Linked DNA regions of Homo sapiens: region 1 is linked to region 2. A link is a contact called in ENCODE Hi-C or POLR2A ChIA-PET data. All regions are on one chromosome and are shown on one strand. The core of a region is the stretch at or near the end of the contact, and the rest is flanking DNA. Distances in the headings are between cores, read along the strand shown. Region 1 holds the start of NUCB2 (nucleobindin 2). Region 2 overlaps PLEKHA7 (pleckstrin homology domain containing A7).

Evidence for each region. A loop is a pair of places that touch in the nucleus more often than their neighbours do. ChIA-PET counts read pairs that join two places held with the same protein, here RNA polymerase II (POLR2A). Pooled maps may share reads with other maps.
Region 1: a loop to region 2 is called in a pooled map, with 8 times the contacts of the local background. The contact joins the promoter of NUCB2 here to the enhancer-like site in region 2. A Hi-C loop is called at or near these places in 3 of 37 single-sample maps with no recorded cell type and 13 of 50 pooled maps. POLR2A ChIA-PET finds 5 or more read pairs at or near these places in 1 of 52 experiments (activated naive CD4-positive, alpha-beta T cell).

What each region holds. Positions count from the first base shown.
Region 1 is chr11:17,275,489-17,278,000 of GRCh38, forward strand. NUCB2 (nucleobindin 2) reads left to right here and starts at 1,251. Exons shown (of 14, transcript NM_005013.4): 1 at 1,251-1,340. RefSeq lists an enhancer at 805-894 and a silencer at 1,085-1,514.
Region 2 is chr11:16,900,914-16,903,613 of GRCh38, forward strand. The region is part of intron 3 of PLEKHA7 (pleckstrin homology domain containing A7); the gene reads right to left. Among named protein-coding and RNA genes, the nearest start is that of SNORD147, 24 kb to the right of the region's middle. Within about 2 kb of position 1,363, at least 7 of the 41 ENCODE cell types and tissues checked have a DNase peak (open chromatin) inside an H3K27ac peak, as active enhancers do.

The sequences.
Region 1 (2,512 bases), core at 1-2,500, 370 kb after region 2:
AGAGTCCAGTTGTGCAACAGAGGCAATCTGGCTGGTAGTACTTCCTGATAACAGAAGCTTTCATTGCTAACATACTATGTGGCAGATTCTGTACTGTGTGTTTTTGTTTGTTTGTTTTTTTGAGACAGGGTCTCACTCTGTGGCACAATGATCATGGTTCACTGCAGCCTCGGCCTTCTGAGCTCAAGTGATCCTCCCGCCTCTGCCTCCGCCTCCTGAGTAGCTGGGACTACAGATGTGCGACACAGCACCTGGCAAATTTTTAAGTATTTTCTTCAGACTGAAACATCATTGTGTTAAAGATAAAAAAGTAAAAAATATTCTTGTAGAGATAGGATCTCACTGTTGTCCAGATTGGTCTCAAATTTTTGAGCTCAAGCCATCCTCCTGCCTTGGCCTCCCAAAGTGCTGGCATTACAGGGTGAGTCACCATGCCTAGTCTGTACTGTTTTCCTGGCAATGTTATCTCATTCAATCTTCGTGAATAACCCTAAGGTAGATATGATACCAATTTTTCAGGTGAAAAAAACTAATCGGCAGGATGAAACTTCGTAAACAGCCTGTGGCTCCAAAAGCTTCTGGAAGGCTCAAGCTACCCATGTGCATCTTTGAGCCTCAGTTTCCCCATCTTTAAAATGAGGGGTTTGGAATAGATGTCTGTTCTCTGGGGCAGGATGCAGAGGAAAGAGCTGTCTGCGAATGGGCAAGAGAGAAGGTGGGTAAATACAGTTAAACCACAGTGACCGAGGGCCCAGCACAACGGGGGTGGGTGCGGTTACAAATGCCGTTAAGATTCCCGCCAAGGCGGAGGACGGGGGTGTCAGAGCCGAGCGAGGCCTGTGGGCGAGAATAGGCCTGACAGCCATTCTCCGACCTGCGTGGGCGCTGCAGGCGCAGGCCAGAGGCCAAGGGAGAGGCGATCCCTGGGGCTCTGCCCGGGTCTCAGGACGGCACCTCACCCGCCCGAGTCCTGCTCCACAGGATTCTCCGGGTAAGCTAGGGAAGGAAGAGGCGCGGCCTCCTGAGCCCGCATCTCAGAGCGCCACGTCCCTCCTGGCTCAGCCTCCCACCAGGCTCCACAGCTTCGGCCCTCCTCACCGCCCGCCTCCAGGCTCCCCGGCGCGGCCTTGTCCCTGCTCCCGCCAATCGGCGTCGTCAGCAATCGCGAACCGGACCAATCAGCGGCCGCAGAGTGTGGGAACTGTCGCCATGGCAGCCAGGAGGCGGGCGCGCGCGGCGGGAGGAGGGGCAGAGCGGAGCGGTGGGCCGGGGGCTGGAGGACAGGTTTGTGCGCTGGACGCAAGCACCAGGCGCAGCCTCGCTCGCCGAGACCCGGCCAGGTAAGGCCGGTGGCCGCGCGGTAGGTGCGGAGCAGCGCGGCGGGAGATTAGGGGTGGGGGAGTCCGGAGATAAGGCTCCGGTCTTCGCCTGCCTTGCCAGAGCAGAGAGGATGGTGGGGGCCGTGCTGTGGGCGGGGCACCGGCGGGGAGGGGGCTCCCAGCGCGAGCCGGAGGCGCTGGGTTCCCTCTGCTCCACTCGCAGCTGGGCACCCGAGCTTTCTTCGGGGTCGAGGAGGGTGGCTGGCTCTTGGCGGGGAGCAGGAGAGGGTAGGTGCCAAACCGAGACCCTGGCGGGGTCCCTTCGGGTTTGGGCAGGTCGATGGGCAAGGGGGTGCCCACTAGTGAGGAGGGACACCCACCAATTCCAGGCGATGCTCCCCTGTGCCGCTCAGCAAAGCTAGGCCCGGGGATCCTGCTCTTCTCCGGTCTGGTTAAGCCAGCAACCTCTGACACTTAGGAGAAAGTTAGTGTAAGTCGTGATATGCTTTTCACTTAAGTGACAAATTAGGTACGAGATGAACCCTTTTGGTTTTAGGAGATGAGAAACAGTATTTCCTTGTTGCACCTGCTAAGTGGCAACTCAGTGAGCAAATATGGTTATTGTGGTTGGTGTTTGCAACGGTCTTAGATGACAGTTATTTTACAGTATCAAATGGCTGGGAGAGGGAGGGAAAGAAGGAGAGAGAGAGAGAGAATATGAGGGAATGAGAATGAACGGGAACCATTATGATTTTTGAGAGACAGAACCTCTTGAAATTCTATGTCTGCTAAACTTCTAAATTGAATAATGTACATTTTATGCAATTGAATAAGCTAGTGCTACCATTTAAGCCTGCTACTAAGGCTCTGTTAAATCCGTGGACGAATATGAACACTAAAAGATATTACCTTGGTTTAAAAATAGGGGAGGTTAAATGCAAATATTTCTGATAGTGAATTTTGTTTGAGGGAGATTGTGGACTTTCCCTATGGGAAAGTTAAAGAATTGATGAGATAGATGCTTTAAGGAATGTTTTTGTTTTTTGAAACTTGAATAAGTTCAACAAATGTTGAACAAATATTTCAACAAATCTTCTTCAGCTAATAGGGTCAAAAATTAAAATTCTGGAAATTTAGAATTAGAAATGAAATCTCAAATAATGTCACTCTCCTAATTAGGATGAACATGGAAA
Region 2 (2,700 bases), core at 113-2,612:
CAGCTCATTGTAACCTCCACCTCCCAGGTTCAAATGATTCTCCTGCTCAGCCTCCCTAGTAGCTGGGATTATAGGCGCCCGCCACCACAGCCAGCTAATTTTTTTATTTTTAGTAGAGACAGGGTTTCACCCCATGTTGGCCAGGCTGGTCTCGAACTCCTGACCTCAGGTGATCCGCCTGCCTCGACCTCCCGAAGTGCTGGGATTACAGGCATGAGCCACTGCACCCAGCCATGATGTTCTTTTTGTATGACCCAATGGGATACATATTTTATGAAACATTTTTGGTTCCCTACTTATAAAAAATAATATATACTCCTTAGAGAAAAATGGAAAAAAGCTGTCTAGGAAAGCAGAGAGCTGAAGAAAAAATAAATCAGCTCTAGGCTCACCAGCCAGACAATAGGCTGAGAGCTCAATATTTAATTTTGTGCTAAATTAAATCCATTTTTTCACTTTACTATAGTGAAGACAAACTAATATAAGCCAAAAGTTTGAGAAAACTGCATGGGGGTTTATCCTTTCTCCTCTAAATTCCACCACTAGCAACTCATTTATTTAGGTAAGCATTATCCTTCCCAATATGTCTTTTCTCTTTTTTCGGGGGTGGGAAGGAACAGCTTTATTGAGATAGAATTCACATGTCAAACAATTCACTTAAAGTGTACAGTGTAGCTGGGCATGGTGGCTCACGCCTGTAATCCCAGCATTTTGGGAGGCCAAGGCCGGAAGATAGCTTGAGCTCATGAGTTCAAGCCCAGCCTGGACAACATAGCAAAACCCCATCTCTACAAAAAATACAAAAAAATTAGCTGGGTATGGTGGTGCACGCCTATAGTCTCAGCTACTCAAGAGGCTGAGGTGGGAGGATGGTTTGACCCAGGAGGTGGAGGTTGCAGTGAGTGGAAATCACACAGTGCACTCCGGCCTAGGCAGAAGAGCCAGACCTTGTCTCAAAATATAATAAAAATAAAGTATACAATGCAATGGCTTTTAGTATACTGAGAGTTATACGATCATCACCCCAATCAAATTTAAAACATTTCATTGCCCTAAATGGAAGTCCCATACTCTCTAGCGATCACCCCAGCTCCAGCCCTAGGCAGCCATAAATCCACTTTCTATCTCTCTGGATTTCCCTATTCTGGACATTCCATATAAATAGGCTTAGACACTAGGTCATCTTTTGTGACTGGCATCTTTCATTTAGCATAATGTTTACAAGGTTCATTGTTGCGTTCTTGTTGTAGCATGTACCAGTACTTCATTCCTTCCTATGGCCAGATAATATTCCATTATATAGACACACCACATTTTATTTATCCACCCATCAGTTGACGGACTTTGGGTTTTCACTTTGAGGATATTATGAATCATGTAGCTATGAATTGCGTACAAGTTTTTGTGTAGGTGGACATGGTTTCACTTCTCTTGGGTATATACCTAGGAATGGAATTCATGACTCATATGGTAACTTTACGTTTAACCTTTTGAGAACGTGCAGCTGGCTTCCAAGGTGGCTCCACCATTTTACACTTCTACCAGCAGTGCATCAGTGTTCCCACTTCTCTACGCCCTCACCAGCACTTCTAAAGTATCTGTCCTTTTTAATATAAACATCCTAGGGTGTGTAAAGTAGTATTTCATTACGGTTTTGTTTTGCATTTCCTTGATGGCTAATGATGCTGAGCATCTTTTCATTTGCTTATTGGTCATTTGTGTATCTTCTTTGGCCCAGCTTGTCTTTTAAACTGCAAGTACCTCTGGACAGAGACACTCCCTGAATTCAAATGTTACTTATTAGCTGAATTATCCTAGGCAAGTCATTTAACTTTTATTAGCTTCAGGTTCCTTCTCTGCAATGTAGAGATAATATTAACTACCCAACAGATGTGAGGATTGAAATAACACAGGTAAAGGACTTAGCAGACAGCTGGGCACACAATAAACAGTCAGCAAGTGACAGTTATTATTAACAACACCCTTATTCACACTTTACAATCCATAAATGCTTTGAAACAGCTCTTCCCATAAGGAGAGAGCCTAAGATCTGGGACAGAGAAGTTGGGAGCAAAGGGCAAGGGGAGCTCAAAAGAGTTGAATTAAAAGGAAAATGAAAACAATTACTTATGGGCCATTTTCACAGTCTTGTTTTAGTTATCATTGCCAAAGGTCAGCCTAGAGCCTACTCCTGCACCCTTCCAATCATGATGTAAACACCTAGTTCACTGTATTAAATCCATTTCTGTTTAGAAAAGCGAGAATAACTTCTCACTACTGCTACTGAACCCTGACTGAACAGGAAGGAAGGAAGGTCTTAGTCACAGCTCTATAATTACAGCCATGCACACGGCCTGGCATATAACATTAGGTGATCAGTAGCTGAAGTGAACCAAATGGAATCAATGAGTACATTAATGAATGGAATGAATAAATGGGCAAACAGAGCATGTTTGGGATGTTTGCTCAGTTAGGTGAATGAGGATCCCCTCATCCAGAGGGTCCCAGGGAAGGCTGAGATCAGTTCCCAGGACTGGCAGCCAAGGTTCTCATTGACCATCCATAACCCATCACCATTGCACAGACGCCTACATTAGAATATCTTTCATTTTTTTGTTGCCAACACTCAGGGATTATGGATTGTAGAGAATGCTGTTTTCCTGTATTTCTTAAAGTCATGAGAAGGTGAAAAGGCCTCCA